Regions from separate parts of the Homo sapiens genome. Here regions 2 and 3 are each linked to region 1. A link is an interaction called in ENCODE POLR2A ChIA-PET data of the cell type or tissue named here. Cell type or tissue: PC-9. All regions are shown on one strand.

Region 1 (2,500 bases):
AGATGAAAAAAACAAGATAAAAAATAGGCAAGATAAAAAGAAAGCCTGGCACCACGAACTTGCTCTGGCTTTGCATTCAACTGTCACGTGACTTGGGATCCCAAAGATATTTTTTTGTGGATTCTTCCAGCTACAAAAGAGAAATGTGTACATCTCAGCTAGCGTACCCTAAAATTCCAGTATTCTGTCACATGTTCTAATGGATTTATTCCTAGTTGTCAAACTATGTGTCACAATTTTTGGTCTCAGAAAGTAGTTTATATAAGCCCAAATGTCTGCAGAGAGTGAACTTAAGACTGAATGTTACAGATGAAGGAAGAAAAGGAAATTACCATTTACTTGTGTATTTGGTATTCCTTGTGTGCCAGGCACTTTGCGTATATTCAGTAAGTGTGAGAAGGATTATAGCATATAAAATGATCTGATTTTAAGTTTGACTTGGTAATACTTAGTTCATTTAACGCACTTATTGTTCTTTTCTCCCTCCCTACTTTGGGTGCCAAGCTGAGACATAGTTCTTGCCCAGAAAGGACTCTGGTTTAATCAGGAAGGCAGACACAAAATATGATGTGGCTTTTACCACATAATAGTAAGGATAGCTAATATTTACTATGCACAGAATGTTTCACATGCATTTTTTATTAAGCATTCATAAGATTTGTTTAAAAAGATACAATCCCCATCTTACAGATGAGAACTATGAGGCCTGAAGAGATTAAATGACTCACCCCAAAGTACCTAGTGAAGTATCTGAGACTTCAGAGCCCCTGCTTTATTAAATAATTAATTTCTATCCTGTCTCTAGCTGTCTTGATTGTGACAGATCTCAAATGCTGATGGTGGAAGACTTTAAGGCAGTGTAATGATTTATAACATATATAATCAGGGTTTTTGTGTAAAAGAATGAAGACTATTTTTGAAGTGTCATCTGGGCCTCTTCTGCGTGTATTAGGGTGGTTTTGGACACAAAGTAGAATGATTCATTGTGGAATAGGTTCCCGAGTTGTCTTCTGTGGCTCAGATTCAGGATTATTCCACTATTTTTCAAGTGAGTTCTTTCCTGAAGCAACTTAAGATAGTTCACAAATCTCCCTTGTTTCCTCCCTTTATGTCCCTTTTTCTCTGCAACACTGTTAGTGATTTTGCTATGTCACATTCATAACAGTTCCGAGTGCCTGCTTCCAAAGCTTCAGTTGATTCTGTGGCATTGCTGCTAGATCAAGCCTTCTGAATGTGGCCTTTTGCTGAGGAGTTCCCTTCTGATAAGGATTGTTTTGATCAGGGTAGGGGTGGTATGAGATCCAGAGCTTAGGGTGAACTCTCATCCCCTTGACCTCTGCCCCTATTTGAGTTTATACTGACTTGGTAGGGACTCCCTATGGAGCCGAGAGTTTAGCACTTGTTTACAGTTGATGAAAAGATAGTTGCATTCAAAGGCGGTTGTTGGGTCCTTGGATAGTCTTGGATGTCTGCCACTATCTCTGGTGGGTGAAGGGATTGCTTGAATATCTAAGTCTGGAGATTTTAATGAATGACTAAGAAGGAATGAGAAGAAATTCTGAGGCTAGTTAGGTTCTGCAGTTGTTCTTTCCATGGGAGCAATATTGCAGTAACATTTTCAGATGAGACAAAGACTTTTAATAAACATTTGTTTTATTTTATTAAAAAAAAGCTGAAAGGGGTTGCTTAAATTCAGTGCTTGATAACAAGGGAATACATGGGAATTCTTCTCTTCCTTTTTTGAACTCTTGCCAAAGAGAAAACCTTCTGTGTTAGGCAAACGTATCAGTAGTGGGGGGATACCCTAGATTAAAGTCACTGTCTTCAAAGTTGTACATAGTTTTACAAATTAACTTTTTTTTTCTAAATATCTCACATATTCTTAGCATGCTGAGGCTATAATAACTCAGTTCTAACTGAGGCCCTTTCTGGGTACTCTTTGGTCAACCGGGACCACTCTTTGCCTCTTTACCTGAAGCTACTTTGTTTTTGTTTTATTTTGGTCCAGTATTTGTCATAGATATGATCTGAAAGAAAAGATAAGCCTCTCTCTTTGAAGAGAGCCGACAGTCATTGTGAACCAAAATTGAATGTGCTTTGTTGGTAAGCATAAGAAAATCAAAACTGCAAAATAAGATTCAAAGTGAAAATACAGTGTTAAAGATCTTTTTCATCTGTTAGTACAAAATTCCATGTCCTAAGTGTAGTCTGCCCTATAGATGTATTTTGTTTGACTTCCAGGATGTTTAAATAAAATCATGTTAGTTGTCAACATTTAAAATGTTCAAGATGGCCGGGCGTGGTGGCTCGCGCCTGTAATCCTAGCACTTTGGGAGGCTGAGGTGGGTGGATCACCTGAGGTCAGGAGTTCGAGACCAGCCTGGCCAACATGGTGAAACCCCATCTCCACTAAAAATACAAAATTACCTGGACGTGGTGGCGCATGCTTGTAATCCCAGCTACTTGGGAGGCTGATGGAGGCAGGAGAATTGCTTGAACC
Region 2 (2,500 bases), 720 kb after region 1:
ATCCCCTCACGGCTAATTTCCATGCAATGATGTAAATTTCCCTGGAAGCAAAACCAAAAAAGGTAAATGTTGCAAAAAGATGCCATTTTTTCCCCAACTGGTATAACTACAGTCATTTATTGACAATCATTTCTTTTTAATCTAGCCCAGAATGATATCCAGTACTAGTAGGGCCATTTTGCTAACCTGGTTGCTCTGCCAGCCTTTCAGGTTGAAGCACAAGAAAAACTAGCAACAAATTTCCTCACATAGGAAACCACATTTTGCTTAGAGGAGAATCCAAAAGATTTTGTATGGAAAAAGTGGGGACGGGGGAAGAGGAGGAAGCAGATGAACCCTTGACTGTCTGACAACTCATATTTCCATGCACTTGAGACTAAAAATTTTTCCTATCACAGCCTTCTTCATTCAAAGGCATCTCTGCCATCCTTCTCTGACAGCAGGACACCTCTAAACTCCATTTCTAAGCACAGGTTTCCCCATAAAGCTTTTATGAGCTTCCCATACGCTAACACCAATCGACTGGAGTGCCCAGCCAGCACTGACTGGAGTTGGGTTTGGTAAACATTTCTACATAACAAAAAAGGAGTTTTTAGCTAAAGATGCTGGACTTGGCTCCTCCTTGGGTTCTCAATCAGAGGACGAGGGTCTCTACCCACTTGCTGGAGCCACGCTTTACAGATCACCCCATGTCTAGCACACCCATTCAGCCCCAGCCTCTCTTTAGTCCAGGCTAAAGAATGTTGATTTGAGCTTCCCAGCCACTGGCACTATTTTACCATCACAAAGCATGCTAGGCTCCCAGCACAAAGTGCAACTTCCTAGGAAGTAAGACAATTCCTCTCCTAGAAGATGATGTAGGATGTGTTAGTTTTCCAAGGGGAACACTGAGGTTGCAGGGGAGGAAAAATGCCCAGTGTGACCACCATATCTCCCCCTACACTTTCAACAGGACCCCTCCCACACCCAAGTCCAACTTTCCACTGGTTTGATTAGCAAATCTCTCCTGCTTTTGGGAAGTTGGCATTGTCTCTTTAGGTGAGGAATGAGTCATTTCCCACACATGCTTCAGCTGAAGCCCAGTCCCTTGGCACCCCTCCCCAACATTTTTATTCTTCCATTAATTAAAACAACTAATGTCCCATTGATTATCTTTGCATGAATGAAAATCACTACAAGCCCTTGCAGGTATATGAGAAATTCTGTTTGCTTAAGTATTCACACTTTGATTTCCTATAGGCTAATTTTCTCAAGCATAAAGAAATTCAAACAAAACAAAACAAAAACAAAAACAAAATCTCCTGGCACTTTGCAATAAAATACAAATGCTAGTTGTAAAGAGCTTGTGCCGATCTCTTGCAGGAAGAAATGTTCAGATGGCCCTGTTTTAGTGCTGAGTTTTACTATCTGGTAATGGATTCTAGACAGTGAAGGCAAACATTGATAGGTCATCAGACTCAGGTTTTGAATTTCTGTTTGTGTTGAGTGAGATGAGCTCACCCAAATTTACTTTTAAGCTACCATGTCAGCCCTCGAAAGTAAAAAGGCAGGGGACAATCGACACTATTTAGAATTTCCCAGCTACTTGGCCATTTCAGCTTGCATCTCCATTTCTGGGGGCTGCCATAATTAGAGCGATCTATTTTGCATTTACTTCTCTTTGCAAGCACTACATTATTCACTCTTTCCTGTGCTTATTAAACAGTGCCACCTGCACCAAATTCAACAAAGCTCTTCCATCAGTCGGGCCCAGCGAAGGATCCCAGACCATATATTATCATTAATTGAAGCTCAGTTGAATTGTTGACGATAGAGTCAACAGCAAAAGCAACACATTTTCTAGGAGCTGTTTATAAAAATATTTTAAACAAAAAAAAATGCATTCTCCAAATCGTCATCTTTTACAAACTCATTTCATTCCTTCTGTACAGTAATTCAAGCAGCAATTAGCAAGTCTTTTAATTAATGAACTATTCCCTGTATGTCACCAAGGTGCCTGCAGCACAAATGTCCTCCTTCATAGGTACCAGCAGATGCAGTCGATAGTTTGTCCCCCAAAGCCTTAGAAGCTGACTACCTCGACAGCCCTAACACTAAAAAAAGGATGTGAAGAGCCAAAGGCAAGGCTGGAAAGCAGAGAACAATTTTCAGGAAAGTAGCCATGGAGAGTATGAATCCAGAGAAAGGGAAAGACAGGAGAAAGGGAACCAGCAGCAGAGGGGAGAGGCAGAATATGAATGTCTAAAGACATCCATGGCTAAAGAAAGGCACAGAAAGTTTCTGGCAAAGGTGGGATCATCTCTGAGCTTCAGCTACGTTATAAAGGTACCTTACATCCTAATGCTGATGATTTACACATTTTTAAGAGCCTCAAACCTCACTGTGGCTTGTTCTTTTAAAAGCTTCCTGCTTTGTTCAAAATACTGCTTATCTTTGGTATTGTCAACAGCTCTGCTCTGGGAGAGATTAATTAAGTGATAGGTCAGACACAATGAGGTGA
Region 3 (2,500 bases), 530 kb before region 1:
GTAGAGACAGGGTTTCACCATATTGGCCACACTGGTATTGAACTCCTGACCTCAAGTGATCTGCCTGCCTCGGCCTCCCAAATTGCCAGCATTACAGGCATGAGCCACTGCGCCCAGCCATACTGAAGTATCCTAATTTTTCACTTCAAAATGGAAATTTTTTATTTCTGATGACAAAACTCCATCTCTACTAAAAATACAAAAAAATCAGCCGGATGTGGTGGTGCATGCCTGTAATTCCAGCTACTTGGGAGGCTGAGGCAGGAGAATCGCTTGAACCCAGGAGGCTGAGGTTGTGGTGAGCTGAGATCATGCCATTGCACTCCAGCCTGGGCAACAAGAGTGAAACTCCGTCTCAAAAAAAGAAAAAAAAGGAAAAAATAATAAAGCAGATTACTCAAAAGTATGATAGTACTATACCATTTATTATTTATTTATTTTTTTTTGAGACAGGGTTTTCGTCTTCCACCCAGGCTGAAGTGCAGTGGTGTGATTGTAGCTCATTGCAGCCTCAAACTGCTGAGCTCAACTGATACTCCCGCCTCAGTCTACTAGCTGGGACTACTGGTGTGCACCACTGTGCTTGGTTAATTCTATTATTATTATTATTTTATTTTTATATTTTTGTAGAGATGGCGTCTCGCTATTTGCCCAGGCTGCTCTCAAACTCCTGGCCCCAAGTGATCCTCACACCTTGGCATCATAAAGCACTGGGAACACACCTTGCCCAGCCTACAATATTTTTTTCTTTTTTTTGAGACGGAGTCTCGTTCTGTTGCCCAGGCTGGAGTGCAGTGACAAGATCTTGGCTCACGGCAAGATCTTGGCTCACTCCAACCTCCGCCTCCTGGGTTCAAGTGACTCTTCTGCCTCAGCCTCCTGAATAGCTGGGACTACAGGTGCCTGCCACCATGCCTGGCTAATACTTTGTATTTTTAGTAGAGATAGGGGTTTCACCGTGTTAGCCAGGGTGGTCTTGATCTCCTGACCTCGTGATCTGCCCGCCTCGGCCTCCCAAAGTGCTGGGATTACAGGCATGAGCCACTGCGCCAGGCCCTGCTTTTTTTTTTTTTCTAACTTAACAATATGTAACAGGTTTGGTTTGTGAACTTGATAGACTGATTCTAAAACTTACATGGAAATACAAAACGCCAAGAATAGTCAGAAACATTCCTGAAGAAGAAGAGCAATGTGGAAGCACTTGTTCTAAACGATATCAAGACATCATAAAGCACTCTGAGTATACAGATTTAAAAAATAAGTAAGTAAATAAATAAATACATCAGAAAGCTATAGTGAGACAAAGTTTGGCTGGGCATGGTCCTGATTACAAAGTCCTGTAATCCCAGCACTTTGGGAGGCCAATGTGGGCAGATCACATGAGGTCAGGAGTTCGAGACTAGCCTGACCAACATGGTGAAATCTCATCTCTAACAAAAATACAAAAAAATTAGCCGGGTGTAGTGGCACACACCTGTAGTCCCAGCTATTCGGGAGGCTGAGGCAGGAGAACCGCTTGAACCTGGGAGGCGGGGGTTGCAGTGAGCTGAGATTGCGCCATTGCACTCCAGCCTGGGTGACAGAGTGAGACTCTGTCTCAAAAAAAAGAATATCTTTTTTTTTCTTTTTTTGAGAAAAGAAAACTACTTGGGAAGCTGAGGCAGGAGATCACTTGAACCCAGGAGGAGAAGGCTGCAGTAAGCTGAGATTACACCACTGTGCTCTGATCCTGTCTCAAAAAAAAAAGGCCGGGCCCAGTGGCTCACACCTGTAATCCCAGCACTTTGGGAGGCCAAGGCGCGTGGATCGCGAGGTCAGGATATTGAGACCATCCTGGCCAACACGGTGAAACCCATCTCTACTAAAAATACAAAAATTAGCTGGGTGTGGTGGCACGTGCCTGTAGTCCCAGCTGGCTAAGGCACAAAAATTGTTTGAACCCAGGAGACAGAGGTTGCAGTGAGCCGAGGTCATGCTACTGCACTCCAGTCTGGTGACAGAGCAAGACTCCATCTCAAAAAAAAAAAAAAAAAAAAATTAAAACATCCAGCGTGGCCAGGCACGGTGGCTCATGCCTGTTATCCTAACACTTTGGGAGGCTGAGGTGGCTAGATCACTTGAGGTCAGGAGTTCAAAACCAACCTGGCCAACATGGTGAAACCAACCCCGTCTCTACTAAAAATACAAAAAAAAAATAAAATAAAATAACCGGGCGTGGTGGCGGGCGTCTGTAATACCAGCTACTCGGGAGGCTGAGGCAGGAGAATCACTTGAACCCAGGAGACAGAGATTGCATTGAGCTGAGGTCATACCACTGCACTCCAGCCTGGGCAATAGAGCGAGATTCCGTCTCAAAAATATATATAATAAAATAAAATTAAAAAATAAAACATCCGGCACATCATACATAAAGGGTAGCTACTCTTTACATATCAACAAAAGGCAGCTCCAGCTGGACGCAGTGGTGCACACCTGTAATCTCAGCCCTTTGAAAGGCCTA

Evidence for each region. Peaks named below come from ENCODE experiments on the same cell type or tissue, not always from the same donor. Only the 100,000 strongest peaks of a DNase experiment are listed, where the experiment ranks them.
Region 2: POLR2A ChIA-PET joins it to region 1 with 5 read pairs; 2 of 35 experiments call an interaction of 5 or more read pairs at or near these places.
Region 3: POLR2A ChIA-PET joins it to region 1 with 8 read pairs; 3 of 35 experiments call an interaction of 5 or more read pairs at or near these places.

Annotation. Positions count from the first base shown.
Region 1 is chr9:124,720,142-124,722,641 of GRCh38, reverse strand. The region is part of intron 2 of NR6A1 (nuclear receptor subfamily 6 group A member 1); the gene reads left to right. It overlaps LOC124902269 (a long non-coding RNA gene), which reads left to right. Exons shown (of 2, transcript XR_007061772.1): 1 at 1-2,500. Among named protein-coding and RNA genes, the nearest start is that of MIR181B2, 28 kb to the right of the region's middle. RefSeq lists an enhancer at 1,169-1,678. In PC-9, no CTCF peak of the experiment used is centred here; a DNase peak (open chromatin) is centred at 1,391; H3K27ac peaks cover 706 bases.
Region 2 is chr9:124,003,777-124,006,276 of GRCh38, reverse strand. No RefSeq gene overlaps it. Among named protein-coding and RNA genes, the nearest start is that of LHX2-AS1, 4.4 kb to the left of the region's middle. RefSeq lists an enhancer at 694-1,451. In PC-9, no CTCF peak of the experiment used is centred here; no DNase peak of the experiment used is centred here.
Region 3 is chr9:125,251,657-125,254,156 of GRCh38, reverse strand. The region is part of intron 1 of HSPA5-DT (HSPA5 divergent transcript); the gene reads right to left. Among named protein-coding and RNA genes, the nearest start is that of GAPVD1, 8.9 kb to the left of the region's middle. In PC-9, no CTCF peak of the experiment used is centred here; no DNase peak of the experiment used is centred here.